Regions from separate parts of the Mus musculus genome. Here region 2 is linked to region 1. Evidence: chromatin loops called from intact Hi-C (ENCODE). Cell type or tissue: heart. All regions are shown on one strand. Links, peaks and the distances in the headings refer to the core of each region. The heading gives the core; the rest is flanking DNA.

Region 1 (3,582 bases), core at 366-2,865:
GCCAGCTGAGCAGCAGCCCTGGGTACCTGGCAATCTCCTGGTGGTAATCATAGTGTTCATCCTCCTCCAGCCACTCCAGGGATCCCGTGGTAGGATTGGCACGGCCACAGAAGACCTTCATGGTGCCAACTGGCTCCTCAGTGTTTGCACAGAAACGTGAGGCTTGTTAATTTACTTCTTAGGAAGATATCTTGATATCAGAAACCTAATCAATTATAATGCCTAGGATGGAGAGAAAGGACAAGAAAACAAAGAGAAAAAAAAAATAAAGAAACAGACAAAAATGTCAAAGTTACTTACAATTCTTTATTAATGATAACATCGACCTTCAATCTCAGGTCTGGAAGGCAGAGACAGGCAGATCTCTGTGTAAGTTCAAAGTCAACATGGTCTTCATAGTAAGTTCTAGGCCAGCAAGAACTACATAGTGACAGCCCATCTCAAAAGAAAATTAACCAGTATTTTGATATTTCTGACAAGAGTAATTTTCATTTTTTATATAGGATATACCATCAAAAACTATAATAAAAGCCAGTTGTGGTAGCTCATGTCTAAAATCTCAGCACGTAGGAAACTGAGGCAGAAGGATCTAAAGTTTGATGCCATCCTGGGCAATGCTGTGAGACCTTGTCATAAAACAAGAACAAAACAGAACAACGTGTCGTTGCATGTCTTTGATTCTAGCACTAGAAAAGCAGAGGCAGGACCATCTCTATGAGTTCCATGCCTGTCAGGGCTGCACAATGAGATTCCTGTCTGAAGAAAAATTTGGGGGTGAGGGGGGGCCTACAGTAAATATATAGGGCTGTTTGGAAGTTTCGCCACTTTTCAGAAATTCCTACATAATTAAAAAGGCCCCACAAGTCCATCGGGGTCCAGCCTTCAAGTGAAGGCAAGTGAGAAGGCAGGGTAAGCCGAGCAATGAGCTAACATTATACAGTAAAAGCGCAGAAGTGGTTATTCCGCAACAGATTAAGGACACTTGCTTATCTGTGATGTCGCTAGGGTTTCACTAAGAACACACTTAAAAATGCACTGAGGGCCACTCCAGTGTTTTAATCAAAAGCATGTCCACCTCGGGCACACAAACGTCTGGCGCTTCTCCGGGTGAGTGTCGTGAACTGAATGGTTCCCAAACTGCTCAGAATACGAACTGAGAAAGCCATCCCGAAGCAAAACCGCCCGAACGGTCCCGGGACCGAACCGTTCCCGGCTGGGTTAGGGGCGCTGCATACAACTGAGGTCCCGCCCGGTGTGAGTGACTGGGGCGAGGCTTCTGACACAAGTCCTGCGCCCGGCGACAGTCTGAGAAAGGACAGTCACCCACGCGGACCGCTGCGGCAGACCTGCTCAGGGTGCTTGAACCACTCCACGTGGACTCTGGAGCAGCCCGGAAGATAAGTACACCGGAAACCCAAATATCCCCAACGCCAGAGCCCTAAAAATGAGGCCGGAAGACCGACTGCACCCAGGCCCAGCCACGGCCCAACCTCCCCAGCAAGCCCAACAGCTCACCCGCTGTGGGAAGCGATCCACTCGCCGCCACTCCCGCGGCCATTTTGCCTCTCCCACTGTGGGTGGGGCGTCGAGGCGTAGCGTGACGTTCCGTGAGGCCCCGCCCGCTGAACTGGATGGACATCCCGTCGCGCCCCGCGCCTTCCCACAGTACTCCGCGATCGCCGCTATGGAGGCCGGCAGGACTGCGGTGTTGCGCGTGAAGCGGAAGCGCAACGCGGAGCCCGCCGAGGCGCTCGTGCTGGCCTGTAAACGCCCCCGGAGCAGCGAGGTCGAGTCGGCGGCTCGGGAGACGCCAGAGGGCCAGGAGGCGGCGGCGGCGGAGAGAAATGTCTTCCAGTTGGTTGCCACCGTGCGATCCCAGGTATGAGAAGGGTGAATGGACTCTTTGTGGGAGCGATCTTTGAACGCTGCCCGTGTCGCAGTCATCTCTTTTCCCGACGCCCCTCAGGAGGAGCCAATCCAGCAGCTTGTGCGGGCTGCCTTGCGCCCGTCCCGGAGCAGCCAGCTGCGTATCCGCCGCGATCTTCGTGCCTCGGTGCGCGAGGTCCGTAAAGAGGGCCGCTACAGGGTGGTCTCCAGCCACCGATCCTCGGGAACCTCGAACAGTTTGGAGCCTCAGTGTGGGTCAGAAGCTGTCGGGGATGCGGGCTTCCAGTTGTTGGACCTGGTCCACGAGGAGGAAAACCCAGAGGCTGCTGCCACCGACTGCCGCAAAGTGAGTACTGTATATGTCTGCTCTGCTCCCAAAGGCAGTAATGAAGAGCATACACACTGTAAGCTTAAGAATGGATGATCCATCTCTAAGAGTTGACCTCATTTTACCTGATTTCTGTTGTTGTTTTTGTTCTGTTGAGATAGTTTTGCTGTGTAGCTCTGGTTGACATAGTACGGGCTATGGAGCCCAAGCAGACCTCTGACACACAGCAGTTCTGCCTCCGTCGCTCCAGTGCTGGGATTATAAGTAAGCATGTGCAACCCACGCCCCTTAGGATTGGTTTTCTTTCTTTCTCTTTTGCTTGTGTCGTAATACACACCTTCCCTCCCAGCATTTGGGAGGCAGTACCATGTGGATCTCTGAGTTCCAGCCCAAAAAGGACTACATAGTGAGACCTTGTCTCCAAAAAAAAAAAAAACAAAAAGCAAAAAACAAAAACTTTGTGTGTGATTGATCAGGCCTTTAATACTCAAGAGGCATGGATCAATAGATCTCTTCTTTCAAGGCCAGGCAGAGCTACACAGTGAGAACGTGTATCAAAATAAATAAACAGAATTGATGTAGGCCTTTTGAAAGTGGATTTGGCTATTTAAAAGATATACAGTATTTAGAGATGATGTTAAACTGTCATTGCTACGAAAAATGAGGTAAATATGGAAGGAGTTTTAGCTCACAATTTTGGAGGTTTTGGTGCAGTGTATGGTCAGACTACTAACAATTTGCCTCCAACCTCCCTGAAGACGGGGCTCTAGCATTTATATATACCCTCTGAGAAGTTCCCAGAATTCCAAATGTCACAGAAACTATCTACAGCTGACAAAAACCACTTCTGCTAGGGCATGAGGCAAATCATAGTCAGCTGCTTTAGACAGCTCAAAGCAGCCCCACATCCCCACACCTGGGATTAAAACAAAAAAAAAAATAAACTGTTTCTGTGTTCTTTAAAGAAACCAAAATTCCAGACTTGTCACTACAAAGGGAACTTGCGGCAAGTGTTCTTCCTCTGAGCTAGATTCCTAATGTGGTATTTTCCTTTTCTTAATCTTCACAAATACTATGAATTAGATACTTTTATCGCCATTTTGTTTTTTTTTTCAGAAAGTTTTTATTAGCAAGCATTGGCTATTCAAAGTAATAGTTTTTATTAGATTTTGTATGTCTATACTCACTCCTGTTGAACCTTTAAAAAAAAAAGCCTTATTTATTTTATGTATGTAAGTACACTGTAGCTGTACAGATGGAGCTCACTCTGTAGACCAGGCTGGCCTCAAAGTCAGAAATCCGCCTGCCTCTGCCTCCTGAGTGCTGGGATTAAAGGCGGCTGTCTCTACCTTTTCTAATGGGAAAAC
Region 2 (3,582 bases), core at 669-3,168, 61 kb after region 1:
CCCCCAGTTCCATGCTGACCAGCCTGGAGCAATCTTCCAAGCCACCTTACTTCCTGCATATTCCAGGAAGGCTTCCCCAGCGCTCCCACACCTCTCTCTCTCACCTCTCAGGATGACCTCTCTGAGAGGCACTATTACTACCATCCAGGAAGCTTGAGAGAGGCAGGTCCAGCTGTATACAAATCTCAAAGGGAACCTAGGCTCAGAATCCCCCATCCCCTTCGCTGACCTAGAATGACATTGCTTTTCAAGAGAGGGTTTCTCAGCTAGGCATGGTGGCATACACCCTTGATCTTAGTACTTGGGAGGGAGAGGCAGGTGGGTATCTGAGTTCAAGGCCAGCCTGGTCTACAGAGTGCGTTCCAGGACAGCCAGGGTTACACAGAAAAACCCTGTCTAAGACAAGACAAAAAGAAAAAAGGGAAGAAAGAGCACAGGAATTTATGCTCCAGCAGAAAGAAAATATATATATATATACACACACACACACATATACATACATAAACATATATATAGCGTACGTTTCAGCATGTCTCTGTTCTCAGGAGTCCTGGCCAGCGAAACACCAGTTCAAAACGACTTCCATTGGCTGAATGGGGCATCTAAGACTCCTAGAGATTTTAGCCTGGCCTATTACCACATAGAAACATTGTTATTTCTGTTCCGCTGCCAAGTCTAAGACAGAAGAGCAAGTGGGCAGGGAATGTCACCTGGCCTCAGTACAGCCTAGAGTAATTAGGTCTGGAAGCGGAGAGTGGAGGCATGCTCTCAGACTCCCGGACTCCCTCAACGCCAGTTCAAGACTGTTGTCCCAACCCCATTCCTCTCTCCTCCCTTCCCTTAGCCACCCTGTTTCCCTTAGGCCATCTCCTCGAAAGTCAATACCATCCATTCCATAAGCTGAGAGCAGAGAAATGCTTTTGGGGGCCAGCGTGGATAGAACTTGCTACCACTCATTCCCTGTGAAATAGAGAGGGTAGGAGGTAATGACCGATTCTGAGACTGCCTAGGAACCCGCTGAAGTAGGGTTGAATTGCCTCAGTCTTTCCAGCTAAGAAATGGGGGCATGGCGAGGCAAGGTTTGGAGCTGTTGCAGTTAGGTGGAGTGGAAAGCCAGACATTATCTATTCCCTTTACTCTCACGTTTCAGAGGGCTCCAGACCACACCCATGCCCGGTATGGCGGGAGGTGGGCTAACCGAACTGACCCAGGTTAGAAACCAAATGCTCTGGGTTTCGTGCTTAAAGCAGATGCACAACAGAGCAGTTGGCCCACCAGACCCTGGCTGCACTGGATCCTGCAGGATCCACCCACCACCACCCTGAACACGAGTCTCACCCAGCACCACCGGGGGGTGACGTTGGGCCGGGAGCGTCAGGTCTGCCAGCATCATTAGTAGAAACAGAGGTAACAGGAGGCCACTCCGGAGCTGGGTCTCGCGACAGGTGCAGAGATGGCGATCCATGGCGTGAGACTGTGGTCGCAGGTCCAAGGGGCTGCTTTAGAGATTAGGGATCGTGCCTAGGCCCGGGCCGCAGCTCAGCTAGTTAACCCCACCGCTCGCAGATACCAGTCAATTAAGACCCGCCTCTTGCTAAGGCTCTACCAATTGCAACTCTCCGCCACGAGCGTCCCTCCCACCGGAGCTCACCACCCGCCCATGCCCACCTCCGGGACTTTGCTGCGCGCCGAACGCATCGATCGACCAACCGATGGGAGCCGCTTATCATCCCAGCTGTCGCCCTGCTCCTACACAGCCCCATCTCACCTCACCGTGAACCCAACACAGAACAATTCTCAAAGTCCACTCAAGTAGTTCTCATTCCTAATTCCTAGCCTTCCCACAGCACAAGGACCAAAAACATGCCCTTCATTTGCTATGGGTGAATGGTCTCTAAACAAAAAAAGAGGAAGTTAGTGTTTTGGAACTCGGGTGACCAGCAGCTGTCCAGGACCTTTATACGGCCTTTACACTGGCATCCCCAGGGGCATCTAGGTTTGGCCGCCCACGTCCAGAAAACTTTTACTGTCTGCCTTGCCGGTAGAAATGCATGTTAGAACCCAAGAAGCAGGTCTGGGAGAAGAAGCTAAAACAGCCTTTCTTTCTTTTCTTTTTTCTTTCTTTTTCTCTCTTTCTTTCTTTCTTTCTTTCTTTCTTTCTTTCTTTCTTTCTTTCTTTCTTTCTTTCTTTCTTTCTTTCTTTCTTTCTTTCTTTCTTCCTTCCTTCCTTCCTTCCTTCCTTCCTTCCTTTCTTTCTTTCTTTCTTTCTTTCTTTCTTTCTTTCTTTCTTTCTGTTTTGTTTTTCGAGACAGGGTTTCTCTGTGCAGTCCTGGCTGTCCTGGAACTCACTTTGTAGACCAGGCTGGCCTTGAACTCAGAAATCCGCCTGCCTCTGCCTCCCAAGTGCTGGGATTAAAGGCTTGCGGCACTACGGCCCAGAGATCAGCCTGTTTCAAACGGTCTGTCACTCTGTAAGTGCAGCACACGAATAGAGTTGGGAGTGGTTTGGATCTGAAAGTCTGAACCATTTCTCTGTAGGATTCCCCTGCAAAGAACAGGGCTCGAGAGCTCATGTTGGCACTTTAGCCCCTGTCCGCGCAAGCCTGAGGACTCAGGAAGGGCATAAGACTGACTGGAGCGAGGAGCTGGGGCCCAGACGGTAGTAGGCAAAAGGCTCAACACCCAGTAATATGCCAACACTCTGGGGGTGAACTGACCAGTGCTTCTGAGAAATAACCCTCTACATACTTCCTTCTGAAGGCCAACTGTGCTTCTGGGACACTGCTTGGTCCCAAGACTTCTGCTCCACCCCCCACCTCTTCCTTCCCTCTTCTTGGTAAACAGCTGACCCCACGTTAATGCCAACAATTCTAGTTTTTATAGCAAAATAGGAAGTTATTTATTTATTAAATTGTATTTTGGTTTTTTGAGACAGGAGGATTTCTCTCGGCCGTTCTGGGTATCCTGGTACTCACCAAGCTGGGCCCCAACCTTACAGAGATCCCCCTGCCTCTGCCTCCCTAGAGCTGGCATTAAAGGTGTGTGCCATCACCTCACAGCTTAGAAAGTTTTGTTTTGTTTTGTTTTTAAACGATCTATTTGTTTTATTTAGATGTATGAGTATTTCTGCCTACATGTATGTGTATCACATACATGCCTGGTGCCTGCAGAAGTCAGAAAGAGGACTTCAGTCTAATGTAATAGAGTTACAGACAGTTGTGAGGCACCATATAGGTACTGGGAATCAAACTGTAGGCCTCTGGAAGAGCAACAAGTGCTCATAACTACAGAGCCATCTCTCTAGCCCCAGAGAACAGGGCATTTTAAAGCCCACTAACCAATACATTAGGCCCCACTGCCTCCTACTTTAATCTCTTGCATCTGTAAGAGGTTGCTACAGACTGGTCTGGTGAAGGCCAGTACAGAGTCATCGAGACACTCTGCCAAGACTAGGAACAGTCAGAAGTCCAGAGCCAAGAGGGGGTGGGGAGGTGCTAGAAGGCTTGGACAACCTTGGGCATTGGCCAGTATGAACATCTTGGCTAAACTATCATCCTCAGATGACCACAGTCCCAGAAGACC

The links. Peaks named below come from ENCODE experiments on the same cell type or tissue, not always from the same donor. Only the 100,000 strongest peaks of a DNase experiment are listed, where the experiment ranks them.
Region 2: it touches region 1 in a loop (2.3-fold over the local background); 17 of 42 quality-filtered maps call a loop at or near these places.

The regions. Positions count from the first base shown.
Region 1 is chr8:106,209,016-106,212,597 of GRCm38, reverse strand. Slc7a6os (solute carrier family 7, member 6 opposite strand) reads left to right here and starts at 1,665. Exons shown (of 5, transcript NM_001007567.2): 1 at 1,665-1,879; 2 at 1,967-2,233. The coding sequence starts at 1,685. It overlaps Prmt7 (protein arginine N-methyltransferase 7), which reads right to left and starts at 1,544. Exons shown (of 18, transcript NM_145404.1): 1 at 1,516-1,544; 2 at 27-222. The coding sequence starts at 121. In heart, for the core only: a CTCF peak has its summit at 1,670; a DNase peak (open chromatin) is centred at 1,657; H3K4me3 peaks cover 2,453 bases; H3K27ac peaks cover 1,972 bases.
Region 2 is chr8:106,148,370-106,151,951 of GRCm38, reverse strand. Pla2g15 (phospholipase A2, group XV) reads right to left here and starts at 1,598. Exons shown (of 6, transcript NM_133792.3): 1 at 1,339-1,598. The coding sequence starts at 1,465. In heart, for the core only: no CTCF peak of the experiment used is centred there; DNase peaks (open chromatin) are centred at 1,611 and 2,761; H3K4me3 peaks cover 1,482 bases; H3K27ac peaks cover 1,202 bases.